Regions from separate parts of the Homo sapiens genome. Here region 1 is linked to region 2. Evidence: chromatin contacts called from ENCODE Hi-C or POLR2A ChIA-PET data. All regions are on one chromosome and are shown on one strand. Each heading gives the region's core, a stretch centred on a gene start or an enhancer-like site at or near the end of the contact. The rest is flanking DNA. Distances are from core to core; before and after follow the strand shown.

Evidence for each region. Hi-C counts contacts between places; a loop is a spot of excess contacts on that map. ChIA-PET counts read pairs that join two places held with the same protein, here RNA polymerase II (POLR2A). Pooled maps may share reads with other maps.
Region 1: POLR2A ChIA-PET joins it to region 2 with 15 read pairs in MCF 10A. The contact joins two enhancer-like sites. A Hi-C loop is called at or near these places in 2 of 168 maps with a recorded cell type or tissue (aorta and psoas muscle) and 4 of 50 pooled maps. POLR2A ChIA-PET finds 5 or more read pairs at or near these places in 1 of 52 experiments (MCF 10A).

The regions. Positions count from the first base shown.
Region 1 is chr11:34,853,853-34,858,118 of GRCh38, forward strand. The region is part of intron 6 of LOC102723568 (a long non-coding RNA gene); the gene reads left to right. LOC105376624 (a long non-coding RNA gene) reads right to left here. Exons shown (of 2, transcript XR_931185.2): 2 at 1,569-2,790. Among named protein-coding and RNA genes, the nearest start is that of APIP, 60 kb to the right of the region's middle. Within about 2 kb of position 1,784, at least 5 of the 41 ENCODE cell types and tissues checked have a DNase peak (open chromatin) inside an H3K27ac peak, as active enhancers do.
Region 2 is chr11:34,652,924-34,657,021 of GRCh38, forward strand. It overlaps EHF (ETS homologous factor), which reads left to right. Exons shown (of 9, transcript NM_012153.6): 7 at 3,985-4,047. Among named protein-coding and RNA genes, the nearest start is that of EHF, 34 kb to the left of the region's middle. Within about 2 kb of position 2,073, at least 21 of the 41 ENCODE cell types and tissues checked have a DNase peak (open chromatin) inside an H3K27ac peak, as active enhancers do.

The DNA of each region.
Region 1 (4,266 bases), core at 534-3,033, 200 kb after region 2:
TGTATGTTTTGTTCTATGTTGTATCCCTAACACCTAGAATAGTACTTGGAACATTACAGATCCTCAATAAGGTATTTATACAAGGAAGTAATCAATGAATGATCTTGTAGAATTCTAACCACAATCCTATGAGCTAAGTCTGTTACTGTCTTCATTTGGTAATCAAGGAGACCAGGCTACAAAGAGATTATGTCACTTGCTCAAGGAGATAGTATGAAGGAGTAGAGCCTGTATTGAGATCCAGGTCTGACTTCACAGCTTCAGCCACGAGGCCATACAGCCTTTAATGAATACATCTTTGCTTCTCAGAGGTGGTATCTGTGCTCCCCCCAGGAAGGGGGCTCATTAAAGTGTAGATTATTGGGGTTTACCTGATATAGTGAAACAGAATGGGTGGAGGGAGAGTAAATGGTAAGGAAAGGGATGAGGTGAAAAGAAAAGAATCATCTGTCGCAGATATCAATTCCCAAATGGATGAGTCTGGCTCCTTGACTCCTGTCTAAACCCTCCCAGAGAGAAAGAGATGCAGAAGCAGCTGTTTTCACAGCAGACCCCATGAGATCTGGAATGCTTTGATGCCCAGGTAGGAAGATAAATGTCAGTTTGGCTCCTTTTGAGTTACTGGCTCTGAGACTACCAAGAGACACAGCTCTGGCTGATACCAGAATTATTATGAAGGACATAGAGGGACTCTCAGGTATCAGACTTCAACACAGAGGCTGGAGTGCAAAACAACAGGGCTGTGTGCAAATGCCTATAAAACATCACCTGGGACTCCCAGAAAGCCTTGGAAAGTGGGCAGAATTTGCCAGAATCTGAGTTTCCATGTTTAAGTGTGGGCAAGTGCTAGCTACTGACATTAGAATTATTATTGTGATTGTGATTTCATTAATAGCCACAAATATTATTTTTCCTCTTTCAAGGTCTCTGTTTTCTTTGTGTGGTTGGATCTGGGGCGGTTCTGCTCCCTTGGGCCAAGCTGGTCTACTGGGCTATCCCCCTCATGTGAGCCAGAAGGGCAAGGCCAAGGTGCCATATTAATCTTTTCTTCTCAGGGACTATCTATATTTCTCTGGTGGTTTTAAACAGAAAACACACACACAGATACACACACACGCCTTGAATTACACAGGAAGATTTAGAATCAACTCAGAAGTCCCACCTCCTGGTGTTCTCTCTCTTTGGACATGGATGAACTGCAGAGAGAGAAAGGAACCTTTTGTCCTTCCATTGGTCCAGGCCCAAGCATCTTGCTGTGCCTAAATTCCACAGTGTCACAGGATTTGAGTGAAGTTGCCCTTCATTTCTAGTAGCCAAGCTTTCTTGAGAGGCCGCTTCTGCGTATTGAGCTGTTAACCCGCCACTCCTTTATTTACATATCAGTTAGATGAAGTTCACCCACTCAGATTGTGAAACACCTTTCATTGTTTTTGGCGAGTCACTCTTCAGGTGCAGTTAAGAAGTCTTCATTCTGGGGGGTTCAAAAGTGTTTCATACCAATGTCAACCCCATTGTTATGGCCCTAAGTAAAAACTGTGACCTGAGAGATGAGAAAAAGTCCCAATAGGTGAGGTAAGTAATTAAACAAGTGACTGCATTTTATTGTGTAAATTACACTACATTTACTGTAAAGCTAAACTGCCAATAGCCCTTATAAAGTCTCAAAGGCAATGACTTAACCATGAATAGTGAGTTCCAAAGATGCAGAACAGAACACGTTTGTCCTTTAAGTGCTATTGGGAAAGACAAACTAAATTTGAAAAAGGCAGCTTTCCCAGTCTCCAGTCACTGAAGATTTGGCTTGGCTTCAGAGGTGGAATTCTGGTTTCCCCCAAAACCTCCCCAGTACTAAGTTATGCAAATCTTAGGTGTAGCAAGAGTTGGGCATGAAATCAATTGCAGTTGTGGACTGTTGGTAGGTTACGTGTGACTTGGTAGAATGTTCTTTCTCTTCTTCTGGGCCATTTTGCTCCTTATTTCCCTGGATAAGATAGGCATGTGATAATCACTCTCAGACCTATGTGTTTACAGAACTCCAGGGAGCACCATAACGATAGGATACAATTCAATGTTGCCCCCTAGAGTTGGACAATACACCAACCCTGATGCCTTTATAATGGGGCCATTCATTTGTCTGCCAAAAACAATGTCCATAGCCGGTTGGATATTCCATTCTAGCATGCTTTTCCTACCATGTGGTTCAGGTTAAGTGATTCTTTTAGCCTCAATTTTTTGTTTACCTTTACCTGTTCTTGATTCAGATTGGGAGCTTTCATCCAGTACCAAGGGTTATGATATGCAACATATGTCACAATGAAGACTGGTGGGGAGTGAAAGAAAGACTATTTTCTAAGCTTTTCTGAAGAGGCTGGAACATTTGATCTGAAAAAGGTGTGAGAACTGGCTTTGTGATAGAAAATAGTGTTTTGGATCCTAGATCTTGTATCTTGCATTGAGATGAAATAAGTGCATGGTGTTCCTGGCAGGTGATGGGAAAAGGCAATCTGTGCCCCCATATTCTCCAAGCTAAATAGGTTGGTTTCTTCTTTCAGCAGGCCTTTACTTACAAGAACAGCTGGTTTCTTTTGGAAGCATGCATCCAACTAATCCTCCACACAGATACTTGGCTTCAACAGGGAAAATAAGTTTGCCATATTCAGCATTAAACGTGATTGCACTTGCCTCCAGGCCTTTAAAGAAGCAGGGTTGCTTTATCCATTAGTTTCTATAGGCATAGTGCCTAGGCTGAGGCCCAAGAACATTTCAAGAGATGGTTAAAATACTTGAGATCTGGAGGAGAAAAATAAAGAAGAAATATTTTGATTCCATTGAACAATGTGATACCAAAATTTTTAAATGTGTAGTGACATAGCTGCAAATTATGACATAGGCTAATTTCATCAATTATTAAATTAAGTATTCATAAACATCTCATTATAGGTGCAAGCATTTGTGGATTAGTTTTTCTCACTTGAATCGTCTTACAGGTACCCAATGATTGCTAAGAAATCATAACCAATTTTGAATCAAAGGAATTACTAATACAAAAATAATTTGAAAACCAAATTAGAAAAAAACTACATTTTTTTGCCCCCAAATTATATTGGATGTGTGTACATCTGAATATGTTTCATAAGATATGGGAGGAGCTGCCTAGGACTTAGGGACCCTCAAGTGCTCTGGGTAAGGGTCATTTCCCTTCCCTGGGATACTCTCTGTAATTGTCTATACAGTTCATGTTCTTTCTCTGCTTTAAACTTTTAAAGGAAATTCCCTTTTCTTTATTCTAATCCACTGGGCTCCTTGACTATTTCTTTAGCAACCAAATGTAGAGAGACTTCACATTTACTTGTGTTATGGACAACTTACATTCGTATATTTTTATTTTGAGGCCTTTCTTGAATCTATTATATGTATTTATGCTATATTTCAACTAAAGTGAGATACTTGGATGGAAAATCATTTATTTATTTATTCATTCATTCAATGAAACTACCATGTGTTGGGTGCTTAGAATATGAAGTTGAGTAAAGCAAAATACTTGGCCTGTTCTTTCAAGACATTCACAATCTCGAAAAGAAGGTAGGCAGGAAAGAAGATAAGTTGCTGCACAATTGCCTCCTGGCTGTTGACTATCTGTTGCTCAGACTGCTTCTGGGCTCAACAAGTTTTTATTTATTTAATAAGCAGTTTCTGTGTGTCAGCACTATTCTCAATGCAGATGCTGTTTAACACTCTTATGAATTTATTTCTCGAGGCAGTCCTATGAGGCATTACCATTATCCCCATTTTGCAGATGAGGACAATTGAGACACAGAGAAGTTGAGTAATTTGCTTAGGGTCCTTTACACAACAAATAAGTAGCAGAGGCGAAATTTGAACCCAACCAGCCTGGCCCCAGAGCCCATACTGCTGGTTTGTAGGTTATGAACTAAACCATATGATCAGTACTAGTGGGGTTCAGAAAATGTTTCATAACTAATTAGGCACAGTTCAGATGAAATAGGCAGGGAAGTCTCCACTAAGGAAGTGATATTTCAATTGCTTTGTATGCATAGAAATTTGTCCAACAGATACATTTGGAGTACAGGATTAAGGAAAGGCATTCCAAGTAGAAAGAAAAGCCTATGGTATAGTCTATATAGATAAAACAAATATGTACCAATATTTGTTTTGAGAAATGCAGATAGTGTATATGGCTGGAACTTACTTTGCTTAGAGGGGATTGATAGAGATGGGACATGAAAGGAAACCAAGGAAAATCTA
Region 2 (4,098 bases), core at 823-3,322:
TTATGTGTCACTTGAGGTATTTGTTAAAATTAGGGAATAGATCAAACACTGGCAAGGCTTGGCTGTGTATTTGCTATTCTGGGGGAACTGAGCCAACCGGGGTAAAATTTCTGTGGCAATCATTGCCACTCAGTCAAGACCATGGGGTTCAGGGCTGAGGAAACCTCCCAAGTCACACTCTGAGTTCCTCTGCGACTTCCTACAGTGTCATCTCCCACATCCTTCCATCCTTCCATCCTTCCATCCTTCCATCCTTCCATCCTTCCATCCTTCCACTTGGGTCTTTGACTTACGGCAAAAAATTCCAACTAAGAATAAAGCTGAACCAACCACTTCCTGAGCCTCAGGGGCTAGTAGGTCTTGAGGCACCCGGGAAACAAAAACATCATAGTTACAGCTCTGCTGCCCTGACAGCTGGGCCATCCTCTTTTCTACATCTTGACTTACACCTTCTAGAATCTCAAAATCAATAGGGGCCTTAGAGGCCAGTTTCTGCTTTTGCATTTGCAGTAGCAAGGAACTCGCTCTCTCCTGAGTCCACCGATTGTATTTTTCAATAGTCCTTCTTAAGATGGGCTCAGGAATCTTCTCTCCTTACCCTTCTGATCCTTGTTTGCTGCAGCTCCCCATTTCTATCCTGTGATTGTAACCCAGGCTGGAAAATGAGATCAATCACCCAGGCCCTAAAGAATCAATGCAGTCTCTGGGGTTGGTGTATTCATTGGGGTAATAGCCCTTCAGTAGGATAGTTAATTACAGCCTTATATGGGTCAGTTTCTTTCAGAATAGTTTATAGTCTCTACTGCATGGAAGCAGAACCCCGGAAAAACCTTGGTCATTTGCCTGAGTCTTTATTTTTCGAGCTCCCATGTAATTGAATGCAGTGAAATATCTTTCTATGTTTTAATGCTAGTTACCAGCTGAGCTAAGGCGAGGCCCAGCGTAAACTGATGCCCTCTGTGATAAACGCAGGTGGGGAAATAGGCTTTGTTTTGATTTCTCTGTCATCTGCCCATTTCATAAAATGCCCGCTGCCGGTGTCCTGTTCTGCTCGACAGTCCTCCAGCCTGTCATGCCAGCTCGGGCTTGATGTGTTTATCCACTGACTTGTTGAGCCTAAAGCTAGGGTGGCACGGTCTATTAGAACACTGAAATTTGTATATCCCGTAAAGAAATGGCTCACAGCTGAATCATATGCAAATGCTTCTAATCTTTGCTTCTTGCGAAGCAGCTTAGCTGAAGTCACGCTCTCTCACTTGCATCACAAACCTGTGGCTTGTTGCTGCCCCTGCCTGGACTGGATAGGACCTTGGCCTGGAGTGCCTGGGAGCCAAGCAAGAGAAAGCCAGGCTGGACAACTTCTCCAGGGCAAGCCATTATTTTATAAGAATGAATCACTTAACCACATGGCTAACTTCAAAGGTCTTGACTTTTATCCTAGGGCAGAAGAAGGACACATATTAAAGAGAGGTTAAAGATCAAAAGATATCAGTGGTAAAGCAGGCCAGTGATTCCACGGCTTACCCCTGCACACTGCAACAGGCAGAGAGGTCTGGAAGAAATTAGGTTCTTCTTTTGCCTTTGACTGCTTATTCCCCTTTATGATGATGGAAAGATTTTTATTTGGGGATTAAAAAAAGAACGTTCCTAGCTGGGTGGAGCCTAGCTTGGGTAAACGGCTGACAACTCAAAGAATATTTCCTCATGGTTTATCTAGTGTAGAGGTTTTAGAGTCCATGGACTGCTGCATGGGCCACAGCCCCCTGAAATTGTTGACAAAATTTCATGTGTACATATATGTGCATTTTTTTCTGAGGAGAGGGTCCAAGGTTTTCGTCTTATTCACAAAGGCACCTGAACTCTGAAGTAACTGATTCTAGATCAACTAGGAACCCACAAACAATAATTGAGGCCAATATACTGAGAGACTCTTGTATTTTTCTGAATTCAACTCCTGGCTCTGAAATAATGGCCCTGCATCCCTCCTGGATGTCATTTGAAAATGAGCTTTGCTTGTGGCCTGCTGGGTAAATGCCACTCTTTGTCTGCAGTACAACGTGGCCCTGTCAGAGTGATGTATCACTTGGAAACCGGGGTGGATGCCAGACCTGTCGCAATATTGTCACATCCTGATGGGATGTTGCAACCTCACCCTGCAACCTACAGGGAGGGAGAGTGAAGTCTCCTTGCATTTCCTGTGAATTTGTCCTCTCGGATTTCAGAGAAACCCAAGTCAGGTGCAGGCCCTGCTAGTGACAATGCCAGGAGAGAAATTCTTAACCAGGATGAGAGGTTTCTTGTTTACTGAGGTCTTATTAAATCCCTCTCTCCATCCTGCCATGACGTTTCGAGAAATTGCTGGGAACACTGAGTCTTGATTAGCTGGGTGATAAGATGGTTGAAAGGGCCCATGAACGTTGGGAAATATAGAATTGTCAGATTGAAATTATCTTTTCTACTAACAAGAGCATTACAGAAGTGAACCTGATTCTTGGCAAGAAAGGCTTGTGTGAAATCTGTTATGTGCAAAGGGAGATTATGTGCCGGCCACCATTTCTGGAAATGACATAGAATCATGGTTATGAGTAAAGCTTCTGGATTCAAACTGTTTGTGTTCATATCCTGGCTCCACATTCCAGCTGTGTGACTCTAGTCAAGTCATTTGACCCCTCTGTTTCTCAGATCCTCCACAGCTGAAAACTGTGGATCATATTAGTACCTGTGTCATAGAGTTATTGTGTGAATTAAATAAAGTGATTCATTTAAAGTGCTTAGTACAGTGCCTGGTACATAGTAAGTGCTCAATAAACAGTAGCTTTTTTTTCTTAACCAATTTAATTAGGAGCTAATGGCTGGCAGTTCATAGCTTTTTTGAATAATAGGCTTCTCCTGATAATTGAATGGATGCTGTGAACCCTCTCCCTTCATATATGGTTTCAGTCAGTCCAGGGGCCCTTGAAGGCCACACTGGGTCAGTGGACCCTAGTTTAGGAAGGGCACATGAAAGAGATCAGTTTTACTGGCCCAATTTCTTAAAATAATTGGCTTGTATTTAGGGACTACTTTGTATTAAAATTGGCTGATTTTTGAGTGTGAGAGTCTTTGTAAGATCTACTTTGGTCCTCCCAATACACACACACACACACACACACACATATACACACACACACTCACACTCACACACACACGGCTAGATCATTTAGTTTTCTTTCTGAGAAGAATTTTTATTTCCCAGGTCCGCCTCCATCATCTCCTCTTTGGTAATAGTCGCAGAGGTTGCCATAATGAGTCATTTGTTAAACTAATCTGTGTTTCCATAGTCCACTGTGGCCCTCTGTATTGAGCTTGGGCCACTCAATGGCGCCTTTGTCAGGCTGATTAAAATGTAACTTTGCATGCCAAAAAAGGGCACTCCTCTGGCTTAAAAGTCATCTTCCTTTGTTATAAATGTTTACATTTTTCTATTATGCTAAAAAAAAAAAACCACAAATTTTTCAATGATCTAAATCTTTCAATGGCTTCCATCTTTCTCAGAGTCATGTCCTTAAAAGTCCCATAAGGGATTAATGATCAGAACCTCAGCTCCTCCCTCTCTGCCTCTTACAGCATGCATATACCAAACACACATCAACCTCAGGGCCTTTGCACTTCTATGTTACACATGGAAGGCTGTTGCACAAGCTCTCTGCATGACCTTTTCCCTCATATCCTTTAGGTCGTGGAATCAGAGAGGTCTCCTATGACCACCTTGTATCAAATTGCAAATTATTCCCAAGTCCATACATCTATCTCCATTTCTTAACCTGCATCATTTTTCTCCATAGCATTTATCATCTCTGTTTTGTTTGGTTCACTAGCACATACTCAAAGGTGCCAGGCATGCAGTAGGTGCTCAGTAAATATTGTTTAAATGAGTGGATGCATGAATAAAAAAGAGAATTATAGGAAATAGGTCAATTAAACGCCTCTCATTTTTCTCCTTAGCAGAGTCACCTGATATGAAAAAGGAGCAAGACCCCCCTGCCAAGTGCCACACCAAAAAGCACAGTAAGTTGGCTGGCTTTCAGATGGCCTTTGGTCCTTCCCATCACATCGGGC